Regions from separate parts of the Homo sapiens genome. Here region 1 is linked to region 2. Evidence: chromatin contacts called from ENCODE Hi-C data. All regions are on one chromosome and are shown on one strand. The core of a region is the stretch at or near the end of the contact, and the rest is flanking DNA. Distances in the headings are between cores, read along the strand shown.

Region 1 (4,875 bases), core at 1,348-3,847, 1.0 Mb after region 2:
AAGTGCTGGGATTACAGGCGTGAGCCACTGCACCCGCGCCCCCGCCCCCACCCCCTCCCCCCCAGATGTTCTTATTCTCTGCCTTCTGTTTTCCAAAATCCTCCTTTCCCCTGAAGGTGACCTGAACAAGATGCGGTTGGGCAGTGCTGGGTGAAGCAGCCACATGTGTGTACTGCTCACCTGCAGAGCTGTAGGCTGTACCTGCAGTATGCAGAGGAGTCCTTCTAATTTTGCTCTCTGTCTTCCAGGCACCTGGGCAAACAGTGAGCAGGTACTGGAGGATCAGAGGGTCGCCTTCTCGACTGGCAATGTGGAAACTGTTCCAGCCATCTTTGTTCTTCAGGAGTGGATTGGCGCCATGTTCCACCAGCTCCTGGATCACCCCCAGGTTCTTCCTTGTGCAGGCCATCATCAGAGGAGTCCTAAGGCCAACCAGGAGAAGCTGTCAGATGGAGGCAGCTGAGACATTAGAAGCCAGGGGCCAGGTCTTCAAAACACACACATCCTTGGCACAGATGGAAAACCTAGAGGATTCAGGGGTCTGGCAGGCAGGAAAACAGCTTTGACCGGCAACCTCTGTGCCTTCTGTGAGGACCCTGGGAGAAATAATAAGGGGAAAATGATTGTAACGAACGTGTACCTAGAGGAGAGGGTGCCTGGGAGACAAAGCAGCTTATAAGCTAGTTCACAGGATAGCAGTGAATTGGAGCAGAGCTAAGAAAACCCACAGACAACCCTCAACACATAACGAAGTCTATTCCCCTGCCCCAGTGGGGAAGATGTACTTCCCTATGTTCCTAAAGATGTTCACGCCCTCTAACGAACCTGACCTAGTGAGTACTAAAATCAGTGTCAATCTAACAAACGAAATGCAATTGGCTTGTGTGATGGTGGAGCAGAGTATCTCTGACTGTGGTGGTTATGCAAGGCTGCACGTATGTGATACAACTGCACTGTGCTCTACACACACGAGCGCGTGTATAACTCAGGAATTCTGGATATTGATTGGAGCAATGCCACTTGAAACAATGCATTGGTGCAGAAGTAACTTAGCTAAATGTCCCCAGAACATCGCATCCGGAGGCTATCTGTATAGTGCACACACTTCATTGTTTGGTAACATTCTCTTTGGTTATATTCTACACTATTCCGTGCTCTAGAAAGGGAGGTGACTGCCCCGACCAGTTAACCCACAAGGGCAGGAACGAGGGACTCTGCAGGTCATCTGCGTTATAAGGGAAAGTTGGGCAGGAGGTCCCTGCCGCTGAGCAGGCCTGGGGTGAGAACTAGGAGCTGAGAACAGCTACGGTGTCCAAGGGGACGGAGAAGCACAGGGAACTCGCTACGACTCTGCGAGTAGAGGGGAGGCGGGGTGTCTTTCCGCTCCACACCTACCAGTCGGCCTTCTTCAGGCAGTCGACCGCTGCCCCCCGGCCCAGCAGGTAGCGCACGCAGTCTCGGTGGCCCATGGAGGCCGCCTCGTGCAGAGGCCGCTTGTAGTCTCGGTTGGTGGCCTCGATGTCCATGCCCCAGGCCTCGGCCAGATAGGCCAGCACGTCCCGATGCCCGTGGCGCGCGGCGCAGTGCAGGAGGGTATCCCCGGCCGGCCCCGGGCAGCCCCCGGCCGCCTGCAGCTCCTCCTTCAGGGCGCGCAGCCGGCCCTCCTGCACCAGCCTGCAGAGGCGCCGCGGGTCCCCGGGCTGGGCCATCGCCGCGGGTCGGGCCGGGCTGCGCGGGGAGGCGGCGGGCGGGACACCGGCGGCCGGGCAGGGAGAAGCCGAGGGCGAGTGGGACTTTCCGCCTCTTCACGCAACCTGCCCCGCGCGCCCCGAACCCGGCAGAACCGCCCCTCACGCCCCCGGCTTTGTCCCCGGCAGAGCCGCCTCCTCAAACCCCCGGCCTAGTCCGCAGGCGGGCTGCCCCCTCACAGCCCCGGCCTGCCCCGCGTGGGAGAAGCCGCGGTTCCGGGCACGGGGCGGTTTTTCCTCAGGGACGGAGCGGTCCGGGATGAGCACGGAGGGGCCTGGGGATCCGAGAGCGCTGGCGTCCGCCGTCCTGGAGCTGCAGCGGCCCGTACGTGATTCGGGACTGAACACGTAAGGGAGTGGGGCGCGCCGCTACACCGCAAAGCCCCAAAGTGGAGGGTCCGGGAGGGCGCGCACAGCCTCGCCCGGCGCCGTGCAGGGTGGCTCCTGAGGCAGCCAGGCCCAAGCGTGACCTGCCCCGCACGCGTCCTCAGGGCCGCCCCAGCCTCCAGCCCCTGGGGGCCGGCGTTCCTGGGCTCCGCCCCCGTCCCCGCCCCTCGACCGCCGCTGCTCCGCGGGGACTCGGGGAGCTCGAAGGAACTCTGGGAAAGTTTCCCGCTCCGCCCCGGCCCGAGCGGAAGCGCGGATGGGGCGTGGCCCGGTAGCTGTGGCCGCGCCCCCACCGATTGCGCATTTCGATTGGCGTTAGTGGCCGTCCGTCAGCACGCCCCCTCCGGTCTCGCGTCCCGATTGGTCGCGGGGGCCGTCAGTCCGGCTCCGGCGGCGGGCGCTTCCCGGGGCTGCGGCGGGGCGGAGCTCGCGGAGGAAGTCGGCGGGCGTCTCGGGCTCCAGGTCCCGGCCAGAGGAGGAGCTCGCTGCCGGGGGACGCTGGGCTGAGCGGCCGGCGGCGCGGGCCCGGCGGCGGCGGCAGCGGGGTCCGGGTCCGGAGCGCCACAGTGCGTGAGGCCGCAGACGTGGCAGGGAGTGTGGGAGGGGCTCCGCCGTGTGGAAAACTTAACCTCCGGGGTCCTGCGCGGGGGGTCCGGGCCCGGGGTGGGGCAGCGGGGGCCCCGGGGGCGCGAGGCTGGGCTCGGGCAAGCGCGGGCGTGGGGGCTCGGCCGTCCGGGCCGTGGGCAGGTGGAGGGCGCGGCGGGGGTGCGCGGGGGAGGCCAGGGCGCTCACTGAACTCGGTCGGGAGCGGCCCCCGCGCTGCCCCCCGAGGCCAGGAAGGCGCAGCGTGTGGGTCCTCGGGGCTGAAGGGGCAAGCGCGGGGACGTGGCCTCGGCTGCTAGGAGGCCAGGCTTTCCCGTCTACTCTGACGTTTTGACCTTGGGCAAGTCATTTTTCGCTGCCCTCTGCCCCTGTGTCATCGGTAGCTTCTCTGCCCCTCCTCTGAGCATGGGAAGCCTAAGGCGATGTGGGAGGCCTGGCGCTGGTGGAGGGCACGGCGAGAGCTGGGCAGGCTGTGGGTGATGGAAGAGATCAGTAGGTGTTGGGTTCCTTACCCGATCTGATTAGGTGCCAGTCACTTAACCTCTCCATGTTTTCGATTCCTTTAGGGAGTAGAATGGGAGTAGCTCCTATTTGCCAGGCCTAAAAACGAGTGCCGTTTACATTTTTTATTGCAGTCTGTGGTCCGAAGACAACCCTATGAGGCATCAGTAGGGTTTTACAGGTGGGGAAGTGGAGGCCTAACCAAGTCAGTGACTTTCTTACAGAATTACAGGTAATAAAGTCTTCTGGAAGGCAGGATGGTAGCATGTGTTGAGTGTCCGCCAGCGTCTGCCGCTGTGGTAAAATGAGCGGAGATAAATGAAAAGACTTCTGGAATGGGCCCATGAAGATAAGTCCGTTTTACTCATGAGCAGATTGAGTTTGGTTAAGGTAACAGTGATGTGGATAGCCTCTGGAGACAGAACTAGTCCAAGTACCAGCTTTGCTCAGGTTATTGTTCTGTCGTGCCTTGTCACTCCAGCAAAAGAAAAAAAGGAAGGCATAAAAGTTGTTTGAAATGCACAAAAGTGTAGGGCGTGCCAAGCAGTGTTCTGCTGCCGTTGAAGTTAGTGCAAATTGGAAGTTGAGGCATCTGGTAGCTTCATGCTTTTTGCTTTTACCCCTGCCCCTCTCCCAGTTTCAGATGACTATCTTCTCTTGCATTATGTCTCTAGTTTCCCTGTTTTTTAAACATAATTGGGACACACGGGTTCACAGTAGGTTGGAATATATATATATATTTTGAGACAGAGTCTCGCTCTGTTGCTCCGGGTGGAGTGCAGTGGCACGATCTCGGCTCACTGCAACCTCCCCCTCCCGGGTTCAAGCAATTCTCCTGCCTCAGCCTCCCGAGTAGCTGGGATTACAGGCGTGTGCCACCATGCTCGGCTAATTTTTTTGTATTTTTAGTAGAGACGGGGTTTCACCATGTTGGCCAGGCTGGTCTTTAAACTCCTGGCCTCAAGTAATTCACCCAGCTCGGCCTCCCAAATGCTGGGATTACAGGCGTGAGCCACCGTGCCTAGCCAGGTTGGAATATTTGAACCCAGGATAATTGGTTACTTCATTGGTGTTGCACATTCGATTCTGCCTCTTGTGTCTTCTCTATGAACCTTCTTTGCTCTGTATCCCCCTTTGGATAACTAAATGATAATGTATGTGAATCTGTCCCGCAGCTCCTGTGATTTTCTGGGCAAAAGCTTGGTCTAGAGGGGCGGGATCTGAACAGTAAGCTAATGGATGGAGCTGTTTCCTGGGTCTTGCTGTTTTCCGGTTGGGCTGCTCATTTCTTTCGTGCAGACTTTTGGAGGTTGTGGTCTGGCCTTTACAGTCACGTCACATGTAGTCGTCATTGGCACCGACTTGCTCCTTGGCTGCCCTTCCTTTTCCTCCTGTTTTTCATGGGTATGCTGTTGAGCATGCCCATTGGTACACTGATCATTTGACAGGTTTCGTGATTTGTGAGTGTGTGTAGACACCACTATTGGTATTAGATTTAGAATTCTAATTTTGGGTTTGTTGACATCATCTTTTTGCTGCTTATCTCATTCCTCTATCCCTCCTAGGCTGATTTTATTTGGAAACTGAATTTGGATTCCATCTTTGCCTTTCTGGCTGTGAAATTACCTACTTTTAG
Region 2 (5,147 bases), core at 1,364-3,863:
ACCACGCGCAGCCCCGATTCCCACCGGCGTCTCTCCCTCCACACCTCCCCGCAAGCTGAGGGAGCCGACTCCGGCCTCGGCCAGCCCAGGAAGGGGCTCCCACAGTGCAACGGTGGGCTGAAGGGCTCCTCAAGTGCCGCCAAAGTGGGAGCCCAGGCAGAGGAGGCCCGGAGAGCTAGTGAGGGTTGTGAGGGCTGCCAGCATGCTGTCACCCCTCAATGGGGGCTGCCAGCATGCTGTCACCCCTCAATGGGGGCCTGGCCTAAGGTGCCCTCTGTGCCCTGCAGGGCAGCTAGGATTGCCCCTGGGAGGACATAGGCTGGGGAAGATTATCTGACCCTCCCATGGGAGGAGCCACCGAGTGAGCAGCTCAGCAGGTGGCAGGGGGCCACATCGCCCCAGTTCTGCCCTTCTGCCGTCGTGGCTCTCAATGCCCGGGATCCCCATGGCCTAGCAAAAGTGAATGTGACACGGGGACCTTGGGCCCAGCTGAGATGCCCCCATTCCTCTGTTAGGTCTGCTACACACTGAGGGGAAATGCCATCCTCAGGCAGTGAGACAGGACCAGGCTGACGTGAGACCTGAGGGCCAAAGCCGAAGTGATCTGATGGCTGAGGACAGACAGCAGCGGCGGGTTAGGAGGGGCCGGAGGAAGTGCTTATGCTGTCAGGAGGAGGTGGGAGCCAGGTCCACAAGACTCACCAGGGAGGAGAAAGGCATCCAGTGCAGGGGGCTGCCCCGGCCCGCCCCCTGTGGCCCCAGTGCCGCTCAGAACTGCTGCTGCAAGGCTGCCTACCCTTTATAAGGAGTCTTCTAGAACTGCTTGCTGTTCCCCTTAAACCCAAGAATCCGCCTACCCCGGCCCCAGCACTCCCCACTACCTCCAGATGACACGCTGAGGCTACTTTCTCCTGCCCTCAGGAGGGGAAGGCTCTTGTGGGGAAGAGCCTGGGGTGCTCCAGGTCCTTGCATTGGAATCACTCAGTGCACCCCTCCTCCCGCCGCAAGACAGCCACTCTGCCAGGCCGGGGTGGATGCTGATGCTGTGGCCATGGGTCCTGTTCCTCAGTGTGTGGGGACAACAAAAGGGGAGGGAAGGGCTGAGAAGAATACTATTTTCAAGGAAGAAAAATGGATCACTCAGAAAATGTACTCTGTGATATGGGTACTGTTAGAGTTCATAGTCCCAGGGCCAAGTGGGTCCCTAGTTGGCAGGTGTATGGAACAAATTGTTTTGTTGGGGTTTTGAGGGGTAGCAGAGTCAGTGGGAAAAATTCTGTGCCATCCTTTTTTTTTTTTTTGAGATGGAGTCTCACTCTGTCATCCAAGCTGGAGTGCAGTGGTGCGATCTCGGCTCACTGCAACCTCCACCTCCTGGGTTCAAGCGGTTCTCCTGCCTCAGCCTCCTGAATAGCTGGGACTAGAGGCATATGCCACCATGTCCGGCTAATTTTTAAATTTTTAGTAGAGATGGGGTTTCACCATATTGGCCAGGCTGGTCTCAAACTCCTGACCTCGTGGTCTGCCCATCTTGGCCTCCCAAAGTGCTGGGATTACAGGCGTGAACCACCGCGCCCAGCCGCTATAACTTTTAACAATTCCCATATGTCCTTTATTCCACTAAGATGAGTGCAGTATATATTTCCATCTGTCCAAGGCTTCCTAAATGTAGCCAAGGCCAAGCCAACACCAGTCACATGATCAAAATCAAAGGGCATTTGGGGAATCCAGGCTGTGATTCAGGGAAGTTCCAAGTGTCTGATGAAGTGTTTGTTTTACATCTTTGTGTCCCTTGCAGGTCTAGCACTGTGCTATGTAGGTAACATGTGCTCCATTAAATGTGAATTAAACTAAGTTTTCTACAAACATTGTGTTTTGGTTCCAGGTGTTTGATTTTGAATTAACACAGCACGATATGGATAACATCCTCAGCCTAAACAGGAATCTCCGACTGGCCATGTTCCCCATGTAAATATGGCTCCTTCTTTTTAAAACAGAGGGAAGAATATACAGATTGAATGATTGGTGTCTGAATAGGTATTTATCATACACATTTTAGATTAATTAAACTTTCTCATTATAATTCTTTCCTGTTTGAAGATGAGCCACTGAATGAAGCTAATTTCATGCACTGGGGAGTTTAAAAGTATATACCATTTAAAATGTTTCTCTTAAAAAATAATCATTCTTTGTTCCTATTTTTGATTTGTTTTTCTGTTTTTCAGAACTAAAAATCACAAAGACTATCCTTTCCACATAGAATACTGAGGACGCTTCCCCTTCCTTGTTTCTGCTCAGCCCAGATGCACAGACACTATTGGCAATGTTGACCCTCCTCTGTCATCACAGCGCCAGGGCAGCTGTGCCTGGGACAGGAGCCACACAGTCAGAGGGGGATGTAAGAGCCACCTTCTCTGACAAATCTGGAGAATTGAGTGTGTTCTAAGTGAAGGCAATGGGGTTTCTCCAAGACAGCCTGTGTGGCCTCTACTCTGAACAAATACACTGATGAGTCATCAGTGAAATTTGCCTTCACATTTTAAGAAAACTTTATCTTATGGAGTTATTTAAGCCATCTACAGAGCTGAGGAAACAGTGTAATGTGTCTCTGCCCCATTGCGCAGCTCCACCCATTGTGCCCCAGGCCAGCCCGCGTCACCTACACTTCCTTCTGTGCCCTGCCAGTGACCCCCAGGTTATTCTAAAGCAGAGTCCTTCCCTTCCCCCAGTGAGAAGGAAAATGGGATAAGTCTGGGACACTGTTTCAGTTCAATAAAGAGGCTTTTTTCTTCCTTAAAAATCTGAATTTTAATTTCTTTTTTTTTTTTTTTTTGAGACAGAGTCTCACTATGTCACCCAGGCTGGAGTATAGTCAAGTGATCTCAGCTCACTGCAACCTCCGCCTCCTGGGCTTAAGTGATCCTCCTGCCTCAGCCCCCCAAGTAGCTGGTTAATTCCTAAATACTAGTTTTTAATACGGTCTTCTGATAAGTCAGATTATACCTGGGGAACCCCCATAGCGGAGATGAAATACAGCTCACTTTCTCACATCTGCTCATTCAGCCTGTTTAGATTCATGTATCAGAAGGAGGCCCTGCAGAGCATGGTGTTCACGCCCAGGCGTTGGTAGAGGGTGTGGGTTAATGGACTTCCTGTGGTCCAGACGCCATGATCCCTGTCTTTGCTGTCTGCTCAGTGAATCTGGCCTAGCTCCTGTGCCCTGGGATTCATACCGGATCTCCAGGGATATAACTTCTCAACTCACAGGCCCTTGGCTCCTATTCAAAATGAGTTAAGCCAGAAAGAAATTGATGTCTACTCCATGGTCTCTTCCCGCTTCTTGTGTCCCCCACATCAGCCTCCAAACAAGCCTCTCATTTCCTCCTCCCTCTGCATCAGGTTCAGGGAAGATATGGAGGTGTTGCCCAGTGGCTGAAGGGGACTGTTTGGGGACAGTTCCCCTCCACATCACTTCCCATTTTCACTCTATCACAAGCAGGCCAGCTGAGTCAGAGGTGTGGGTTCTGCAGATAAAAGTTGTGCTTTTCTAGCTCTGTGATCCTGAGCAGACTGCCTCACCTCCCAGCCTTCAGTGTCCTTGTCCACTCAGTGGAGGAATTGCAGCACCTCCCGGTTGTGGAGACAGCATCTGGCCCAAGTTATGTTCTAGGAAGAATGCATTGTTACTGCGACCAGTATCATTGCCATTGCCTCATTCCTCAGTTTCTCATCCACCTCCCTGCCCAGCCTTCCAGATGTGCAGGGATGTGTAGAAACCTTCTAGCTTGGCCTCAAGAGAGGACTTTGCTGCGGGTGTCACCAAAACGAAAAGACATGACTGGTGCAAGAGCTTCATGGGAGCCTCGCCCTAGTGGGGGTAGGATTGAGGGTGGGGTGTCATGGTTTGACCAAATTTCCAGGGAGAGTTTAATCAGAAGACTGTTTACAAAGGACTGAGGAAATGGGAGAGTCTCTTGACCTTCCTACGATCAGGCCCTGTCCACCACCATGGACCTTTAATTTTTCCATGTTCGTGACTCCTTATCATTCATTAGCTGTGTGACTTTGTGCAAATTACTTAACCTTTTAAACCTTTAAACTCTTTGTCACTGTCTACCTAGAGGTGTTAGGATTCAGTGGCATAGTGCCATGCAGCAGGTGACACAGTCATCTGCATGTAGCACTCTTGTGAACACATGCGTGTGTAGGTGTGTGACTTGTATTTTATCTCCCACAGAGTCAAAAATCTAACTGCTATTTTGTGAATTTTCCTTGTCACTTATACTTAAACCATTGTTCATTGACCTTAAAAGTAGAGAGTAGAATGGTGGTTACCAGAGGCTGGGGAGGGCAGGGGTGGATGGCTGATGAGGAGAGGTTGGTCAGCAAGGACACAGTTGCAGTTGGGAGGAATGAGTCTCAGCGCTCCATTGCACAGTAGCGTGAGTTGGTTAACAGTAATACGTCAGGTGTCTCACGATAGCTGGCCAATGAGGATCCACTACGTTATTTGCATTTCATGGATTTACTTCCAGCCGGCATGAAAACTGAGTGAAGCTGGCCACCAGGTGGCGCTGGGAAGCACTTAATGGTCCAGTGCATCTGCGGCTCTTAACAGGAGATGGCAGCCTTTTACTGTCTTTGATTTTAAGACCTCTTCAACTTTGTACAATCACAGTGAGGAAGGAAACAATGGATAGCAAAAATAGGCAAACACTGGGCAACTGCAAAGCTTAAAAAGTTTCACAGAAGTTACGCAGCCTCGTTCTTGAGCAGTATTTCCCAGTTCCCTTTTCAGATGGTAATTGATAACCCGGCCCCTCTTGTCTGTTCATTCTGAGTGGAGCTGACAAGCCCTCCCCTTCTTTGGTTCCCTGCTTTTCTCTAGGGAATGTGACTTCTGTGTAAGTTCTTCCCCACTCTGGGGCCTGGAGACCAAGGTCCACAGAGGAGGTGTAAACGTGTGCCCTTAAGGGACCCTCTGCGTCAAATGATTGTGGGCATCTCTCCTGACTTTAAGACTGGGAGATACTCAGATACTCGTTTCAGTAGCTGCTTCTCCTCATTGGCACTTTCGTATTTTATTTGAATGGAAAATCCAAGGATAAGTGGTAATCAAAGGCTTAAAAAGCTGGAAACAGATTCGG

Evidence for each region. Hi-C counts contacts between places; a loop is a spot of excess contacts on that map. Pooled maps may share reads with other maps.
Region 1: a pooled map shows a loop between it and region 2 (2.8-fold over the local background). The contact joins the promoter of FBH1 here to the enhancer-like site in region 2. A Hi-C loop is called at or near these places in 4 of 50 pooled maps.

What each region holds. Positions count from the first base shown.
Region 1 is chr10:5,887,646-5,892,520 of GRCh38, forward strand. It overlaps FBH1 (F-box DNA helicase 1), which reads left to right and starts at 2,598. Exons shown (of 21, transcript NM_178150.3): 1 at 2,598-2,701. The coding sequence starts at 2,701. ANKRD16 (ankyrin repeat domain 16) reads right to left here and starts at 2,248. Exons shown (of 8, transcript NM_019046.3): 1 at 1,396-2,248; 2 at 202-422. The coding sequence starts at 1,709. RefSeq lists silencers at 1,531-1,810, 1,821-1,930, 2,071-2,790, 2,981-3,030.
Region 2 is chr10:4,845,263-4,850,409 of GRCh38, forward strand. It overlaps AKR1E2 (aldo-keto reductase family 1 member E2), which reads left to right. Exons shown (of 10, transcript NM_001040177.3): 9 at 1,886-1,968; 10 at 2,226-2,800. The coding sequence ends at 2,268. Among named protein-coding and RNA genes, the nearest start is that of AKR1E2, 22 kb to the left of the region's middle. RefSeq lists an enhancer at 4,435-4,729. Within about 2 kb of position 2,614, at least 4 of the 41 ENCODE cell types and tissues checked have a DNase peak (open chromatin) inside an H3K27ac peak, as active enhancers do.